3 separate regions of the Homo sapiens genome follow, and regions 1 and 2 are each linked to region 3. The links are chromatin loops, found by intact Hi-C in ENCODE. Cell type or tissue: dorsolateral prefrontal cortex. All regions are shown on one strand.

Evidence for each region. A loop is a pair of places that touch in the nucleus more often than their neighbours do. Peaks named below come from ENCODE experiments on the same cell type or tissue, not always from the same donor. Only the 100,000 strongest peaks of a DNase experiment are listed, where the experiment ranks them.
Region 1: a loop joins it to region 3, with 5 times the contacts of the local background. A loop is called at or near these places in 58 of 110 quality-filtered maps.
Region 2: a loop joins it to region 3, with 2.8 times the contacts of the local background. A loop is called at or near these places in 6 of 110 quality-filtered maps.

The regions. Positions count from the first base shown.
Region 1 is chr5:180,208,185-180,210,684 of GRCh38, forward strand. RASGEF1C (RasGEF domain family member 1C) reads right to left here and starts at 1,027. Exons shown (of 14, transcript NM_175062.4): 1 at 844-1,027. RefSeq lists a silencer at 943-1,162. In dorsolateral prefrontal cortex, a CTCF peak has its summit at 1,078 (motif pointing left); a DNase peak (open chromatin) is centred at 1,037; H3K4me3 peaks cover 1,105 bases.
Region 2 is chr5:180,176,545-180,179,044 of GRCh38, forward strand. The region is part of intron 1 of RASGEF1C (RasGEF domain family member 1C); the gene reads right to left. Among named protein-coding and RNA genes, the nearest start is that of RASGEF1C, 31 kb to the right of the region's middle. In dorsolateral prefrontal cortex, a CTCF peak has its summit at 1,059; a DNase peak (open chromatin) is centred at 997; H3K4me3 peaks cover 594 bases; H3K27ac peaks cover 1,364 bases.
Region 3 is chr5:180,126,156-180,128,655 of GRCh38, forward strand. It overlaps RASGEF1C (RasGEF domain family member 1C), which reads right to left. Exons shown (of 14, transcript NM_175062.4): 5 at 2,255-2,455; 6 at 1,454-1,528. Among named protein-coding and RNA genes, the nearest start is that of RNF130, 56 kb to the left of the region's middle. RefSeq lists silencers at 454-748, 975-1,024, 1,095-1,164. In dorsolateral prefrontal cortex, CTCF peaks have their summits at 1,062 (motif pointing right) and 1,268; a DNase peak (open chromatin) is centred at 1,056; H3K27ac peaks cover 972 bases.

The sequences.
Region 1 (2,500 bases), 82 kb after region 3:
CCTCAGTTACTCCACCTGCCTGGCAGGCAGAGCTTCCCAGGACTCTTCTCAGGCTCCCGGGGCTCAGAACTTCTGTCTCTCCCACAGCCCCAGGAGGCAGGAGATACGGGCCCGGAAGAGCTCCACCAGCACCCCAACTTCCCAGCTCTGTCTTTCCCACAGTTTCCCACGCCCACGCTGAGCATGGGGCGGCGTCGCCAGCACCCTTCCCCAAGTCCCCCCAAGCATCGCTTTCCCAATCTAAATACAATGAGTGGACCAGGTGGTCCCTTGATGCCGTCCGCTGTCACTGCGTGAGGGACACACCCAGGACTCCCAGCAGACCCCACTGTTCTCGCAGGCCCTCTGATAGTGGCGCTGGTCCTTTCCTCAAATCCGATCCCATCCTCAAGGGTGACAGCACCCTCTTCCCCCAGGCGCAAGGCCCTTTCCCTTCTGCACGTGCACCGGCAGGTCTGCTTTCCCGTCCCCATTTCATAGACGGGGAAACTGAGGTCCGGTGCGGGTGGAGGCTTTGGTCTAGGCTGGCTCTTCCTGCCACTCTAGCGGCTGAAAGAAGCTTGCTCCTCGCGCCCAGCAGGGGCTGGCGGCGCGCGGCAGAGCTGGGTCTCCCGCCAGGTGGCCGGGGGTGTGCCCTCAGGGTACCCTACCCGCTACCCCCGCGCCTCCAGTCCCGGCGGCCGCGCGGACCCCGCCCCTGCTGACCCCGGCGCACGCTCCCGCGCCGCGCGCAGCCTCCCGCCTCCCGCCGACCCCGCCGCGCCGCCGGCAGCCCTCCCCAGCCCCCGCGAGCCCGCGCCCTTGCCCGCACCGCCAGGTGTCCCTCGGCCGCGCACCACTCACCGGCTCCCGGCGCGCCGGAACTCCGGGCCCGGCCCATGGGCAGCTCCCGGTGCGAGCCTCGGCGCCGCGGACCGGGGCGCCGCCCGCCGCCGCCGCCGCCGCCGCCGCCGCCGCCGCCGCCGCCCGACCGCCCGGCTCCCAGCGCAGCCCGCACGAGCGCCTGGCGGCGGCCCCGGAGCAACGCGGCGCTGCGCCCCCTCGTGGCACTCAGGCAGCGCGGAGCGGGCGGGGCGCGGGGGTGGAGCTGCGGGAGCCCGCGGGCGGCGCTGCACACCAGGGCCCTCCGTGCCCCGGCCGCGGAGCCAAGCGTCCCGCCCTGCGTTCAGGCCTCCGCGGCGGCTGGCCCCCCGCGCCAGGACCACCCGCTCGGGCCGTCAGACGCTGCCCTCCCGCGCGCGGACCCTGGCGGACTCTGCGCCCCAGCTGCCCCAGCCTACACCTCACCTGGTGGGCCTCTGGCGCCCCAAAACCCAGTTCACCCTCTCTCCTCAAGACTGGGCCCGGCCCGGTTCTCTGGACTGGCCACCTAGGTTGTCTGTGTCCCCCAATGGGACATCCCTGGGTGGACACCCCCCCTCCCCAACCTTCTCGGCGCTCTCCCGTGGCCCCCAGGGAGGGTGGACACCACTTTGAAGACACCGGGGTTCTGGGAGGATGGCGATGCATGATTTCACTTTTAGAAAGGGAGAGGGGCTCTAACAGGATCCAGTGGCCTCCTTGAACTGGGTCTTCAGTGAAAAGTTCCCTGGTTGGTCCCAGCATAGAGGTCAGGACACCTGTCCTCCTGTGTCCGCAGTTTGTCCCTTCCGCTGGGTTCCTGGTCTGGCTGACTTCAAGAATGAGCCAGGGACCTTGGCAGTGAGTGTTACAGCTCTTAAAGGTGGTGCGACGGTGAAACCCTGTCTGTACTAAAAATACAAAAAAATTAGCCAGGTTTGGTGGTGGGCGCTTGTGGTCCCAGCTATTCGGGAGGCTGAGGCAGGAGAAGGGCGTGAACCCGGGGAGGTGGAGCTTGCAGTGAGCAGAGATTGCACCACTGCACTGTAGCCTGGGCGACAGAGCAAGACTCCATCTCAAAAAAAAAAAAAAAGAAAAGAAAAGAAAAAGGTGGTGCAGACCCAAAGAGTGCGTAGCAGCAAAATGTCTTGTGAAGAGCAAGAGAACAAAGCTTCCACAGCAGGGAAAAAGACCACAGCCGGTCGCCGCTGTTGCTGGCTGGCGAGGGGTGGGCGGGCAGCTTTTATTCCCTTATTTGTCCCCACCCATGTCCTGCTGATTGGTCCGTTTCACGGAGTGCTGATTGGTGCGTTTTTACAGAGTGCTGATTGGTGCATTTACAATCCTCTAGCTAGCCAGAAAAGTTCTCCAAGTCCCCACCCGACACGGAAGTTCCAGCTGCCTTCACCTCACTCTGCTTTAGTCAGGACCTGCCTGATGAGATGTGGCCCAAAACTCAACCCAACCAGCTTGAGCAAAAAGCTGGTTTGTGGATCATAAAAAGCCAAGGTTTACTGCTTAGAGGAATGGCTAGATCCAGGTACTTAACCTATGTGCATAGAAACTGGCCTCCCCTATCTCCCAGTCTTTCTGTGGCAGAATGGCCCTGGGTTGACACCTCAGAGAGGGCACAGCTGCCTGATAGTTGCAAGGACAGCCT
Region 2 (2,500 bases), 50 kb after region 3:
CAAGGCTAATACTTTTTTTTTTTTTTTTTTGAGATGGAGTCTTGCTCTGTCGCCCAGGCTGGAGTGCAGTGGCGCAATCTCGGCTCACTGCAAGCTCCGCCTCCCGGGTTCACGCCATTCTCCTGTGTCAGCCTCCCGAGTAGCTGGGACTATAGGCGTCTGCCACCATGCCCGGCTAATTTTTTGTATTTTTAGTAGAGATGGGGTTTCACCATGTTGGCCAGGATGGTCTCGATCTCCTGACTTCATGATCCGCCCGCCTCGGCCTCCCAAAGTGCTGGGATTACAGGCGTGAGCCACCGCGCCTGGTCCCGGGGCTAATACTTTTTTCCAGAAAGATTCAGCCACAGCAGAAGCTATGAAAGCATGACTGCTGCGTGGTGCCAGCCGTCAGGGTTGGGCAGTGGTCAGTCCTGCCCATGTCTCCCCCTGGCATAACCCAAGACAGGGCCCCTGGCCTGGCCTCCAACTCCCACCCAACCTTGGTCAACCTCCCAGAGGAGAGGGCTGCAGACGAGGGGTTTCCAAGGGACGGCAACTTTTGCCAGCATGGAGGAGGACCAGGGTGAGAGGTGAGACTCTCAGAGCCTGACGGAGGGGCTGGATGAGGGGCAGTGGGATGGGGGGCTGGCTGGGCTACTTCCAGAAACGTCCAGCCGAGTAGAGGATGCATTCAAACCATGTGCACATCAGCCCCTCAGCCCCGAAGCCAGGGGCTGCTTTCCCTTTCCGGCCCCACCTCCCCACCCAGTGAAGGGGCTGGCCTGCCCGGCTCACCCAGCAGCTTCCCCAAAGACACAGGCTGTTCATCGGCTCCATTTTTAACCTTCCTTAGTCCCAGCAGCCCCAGCAAAAGCTCTTCGGTGAGTGCCTGCGCAATCTGCCCGGCTGGGCCGCAGCAGTCCACGGGCAGGGCAGAGCCCCGGGCTTCCTTCCGGGACCCCTGCCAAGGCTCAGCCCTGCTGCAGCTGTCCAAGGCCATGGCCTCTGCGGCTTCTGCCTGGCCAGCATCTGTTCTTCCCTCTGAAAACAGAGCCCATTTGTCCTTCCTCTCCTGCCCGTGGTAGGAGGACATGGCCCTGGTGCCACTTGGGGAAGGAGTTGCGTTGGTCTGTGACAGTTGGGATGGCATGTGATCCAGGCCCAGCCACTCAGTGCCTTTCATCTCCCTGGCCTCTGGGATAAATCCATGGGCAGGCATGTCACCTGGGTGGGCCACCAGACTCAGTTCGTGGGACATTTATTTGAACTGTCTGAGCAGAGCCTCTCTCTCTGCTCAGGGCAAGGTAAGGACAGGAAGTAAGTATGGAGCTGGTGGGGGCTTTCTTGTGAAAGGGGCCCACATGGAGGAAACGGAGCCAAGACTCACAGAGACCGAGACCATGTCCCACATCCAGCCATGCCTGAAGCCCACCTTGGGCTTTTTTTTTTTTTCTTTTTGAGGTGGAGTCTCGCTCTGTTGCCCAGGCTGGAGTGCAGTGGCATGATCTCGGCTCACCGCAACTTTCGCCTCCCAGGTTCAAGTGATTCTCCTGCCTCAGCCTCCTGAGTAGCTGGGACTACAGGCGTGCACCACCAAGCCTGGCTAATTTTTTTTTTTTTTTTGTATTTTTAGTAGAGACAGGGTTTCACTGTGTTAGCCAGGATGGTCTCTATCTGGCCTCGTGATCTGCTTGCCTCAGCCTCCCAAAGTGCTGGGATTACACGTGTGAGCCACTGCACCCGGCTGGCTTTTTTTTTTTTTTTTTTTTTTTGAGACGAGTCTCACTCTGCCACCTAGGCTGGAGTACAGTGGCGTGATCTCAGCTCACTGCAGCCTTTGCCTCCTGGATTCAAGCAATTCTCCTGCCTCAGTCTCCCAAGTAACTGGGACTACAGGCATGTACTACCACTCCAGGCTAATTGTTGTATTTTTAGTAGAGACGGGGTTTCACCATGTTGGCCAGGCTGGTCTCGAACTCCTGACTTCAAGTGATCTGCCCGCCTCAGCCCCCCAAAGTGCTGGGATTACAGGTGTGAGCCACCGTGACTGGCTATCCCAGGGCTTTTTATTTACAGAAGCAAATGCGTTTTCTGAGTCCTTAAGTCTGAGGTGGGTTTCTCCACTTGAAATAGAAAGAACCTAACACCCCAGCTCTGAAGTGCACCATCACCAGCTGCTGCTGGCTTTCATCACCGGCTTTCCACGCAGCAGACCACGGCGCAGATGTGGGCGGGGTCCTTATTGGCCATGAGACCCCGGGGCGTCACTTTCCTCAGACAGCCTTATATGTAAAATGGGCCTAATGCACCCCCGGCTGATATGTGGAGGGGACAGCTGGTCTAAAATTCAACAGCAGAAGGGACTGGAGAATGTTCTTGGGGGGGGAGGGGCGCAGGTGCCAAGGAGCGGAGTGGGGAGGAAGCCAAGGACAGCAAGGTCTGAGGGCTGAAGCAGGATGAGGGAGGCCCCCGGCCATGGGGCCTGGGGCCGGGAGGAGGCGGGTTTATGACCATGGGA
Region 3 (2,500 bases):
CCAGCACTTTGGGAGGCCGAGGCGGGCAGATCACAAGGTCAGGAGATCGAGACCATCATGGCTTACACGGTGAAACCCTGTCTCTACTAAAAATACAAAAAATTAGCCGGGTGTTGTGGTGGGCGCCTGTAGTCCCAGCTATTGGGGAGGCTGAGGCAGGAGAACGGTGTGAACCCGGGAGGCGGAGCTTGCAGTGAGCGGAGACCGCGCCCCTGCACTCCAGCCTGGGCGACAGAGTGAGATCCGTCTCAAAAAAAGAAAAAAAATCTCCCTCCCGTTCCTGCCTCCCAGCACCACAGTTGTTCCGAATTCCCAGAGCAGTCAGCATTCCTAGAGAGTGCTGACGGACACAGGCAACATACATGGTTTTGTGTTACCCTCTTTTTTTGTTACCCAAATGGTCACACACTCTCGCCCCTGCTCTTCCCTCTACCGTTTTCTCTCAGTGCCTGGAGGGATAGGTCTTGGAGGTTGTTCTGTCCACCTTATTCCCTTTCACAGCTGCACACCATTCTAGTTATAGACGTTTCATAATTTGTAATCCAGTCCCCATGGGTGACAAGGCAATCTGCCCCCAGTGTTTGGCCATAATAAACATTGTCTATCCCAAATATCTTCGTCCGTGCATGTTCGTGTACATGGGTGTGTATCTGTGGGATAAATTCGTAGGTATGGAAAATTGGGGTCAAGAAAGTCCATTTAGAGCGTCGATGCTAGTGCCAGTCTCCCCTCCAAAGTGGCTGCGCCAGCTTCACCCCAGCAGCCACGTGGAGTGTGTCTTCCACAATGTGTCTAACCTACTAGGTGATTTTTGCTTATCTGAGAAGTGAAAAATGCAATCTCATAGTTTGTACTTTTATTAGGTGTGAGGGCAGAAGGCACAATGTTTGCAATTCTGGCTTGGATTTAGCCCGTGGGAGGCACCGGCACCCTGCTGGTTGGGCTCCCAGAAGGGCGGGATCGAAATCCGGGTGCGTGGGCTGTGTCCTGAGCACCGGGACCCAGGAGTTCCCTTACCCATCCCGGGCAGCGGGCAGCAACCCGCGCTTCCCCGCGTGGCCGCTGGAGGGCACCGGCGCCCACCGAAACGCACCGGGAAGGCGCACGGGGTCCCGGAGCGCGCCAGGGGGCCCTCCACCCTCCTCCCTGCCCAGGGTCCTGGCCCACCCGAGCAGCGCGGCCCACGGCCTGGTTCCTGGCCCACTCCTCCTCCCTCGCTGGGTGGGTGACCCCCACGTCCCGCACGTCCAGGCTTTCCGGGGACTCGGGACTCGGTTGTCGTGGTGCGCCCCCGAGCTGGAGGGGCGTGGCGGAGTGGGCAGGGCCCCCCGAGCCCACCTGTCCCACTCTGGGCCACTCCAGCGCTCGCCCAGAGAAGGCTCGCGGGCTCCCCGGAGAGCGGCCAGTCACTGGGTGAGGCTCACTTTTGGGACAGCCCGTAAGAGCCTCCTACCTTTGTGCTGGCCAGAGGGTCCTTGTTCACAAAGGCCTGGACAAACTCCTCAGGCCCGATGTGCCGCAGCCGCTCCTGCAGGGAAGGGTGAAGAGTGGGTAAAAGAGGGAAGGTATGGGGAGGGGGTGTCCACTGGGGGGCCTGCCGTGGTGCCCCAGCCCCTAGTCCTCCTCACAACAGTCACTCTGCAACTGCCCTCCCCACTGGGGCTTGGAGACCCTGTTTTAGGTTGTCACAGAGCTCAGCGCCTTCCCTGGAGGAGGCAGCCCCTCCTTTCCCGGTTCATGGGGGCAGGGAGCAATGCTATGAGGCGTGACGCCCAGGGAAGCCAGGCTCCACGCTGGGTAACTGAAGTGGCCTGCTTCCTCTGCGGGGTGGAGGGGCTGGTGGCTAGGAGCATGGCATCTGGGTCAGAATCAAACCCTGGCTCTGTCCCTTCTGCTGTGTGACTTTGGCAAGTCGCTTCACCTTTCTGGGCCTTAGTTTCCTCTGTGTACAGGGCCTGCCTGGCCAGGTGATGGAGACATGAGCGAGCGCACGGGAGCGCGCTGAAGAGTGCCTGGAGAGCAGGGAGGTCGCCATCAACCCTCAGTCTCAAAGGGAAGAACCCGCCCCAGCCTCCCTCTCCCTGGGGTGGGCCCTTGGCCTCTGCATCCACAAGGGGCCCAGTGCATGCTCGAGGCTAGGCCAGGGCCTCCTTCACAAGCTTGTGGGGCTGCTCTGGGAAGCCAGGGAGGGCACAGTGTATCTGTGTGTGTCCTGCTGAATCCCGGGTGAGGAAGGTGGTTTGGGCCGGCTTACCAGTTCCACGTGGGTCAGCTGCTGGGCCAGTGTGTAGGGGTCGCTGCAGACACCAAGGAGCTCCCTGTGGATGGAGGCTGGTGGCTTGGTCCTGTAGGAGATGGGCTTGTCGGCACCCACCAGACCTTCTGGCCCCTGGCGCAGAGCCGCCAGCTTCTGGTGCAGAGCCTGTAGGAGCTGATGCATCCTCTTCCGGTATGCCTGGTGGGTGGAAAGAAGGGCGCTCAGGACTGAACACTCATCTCT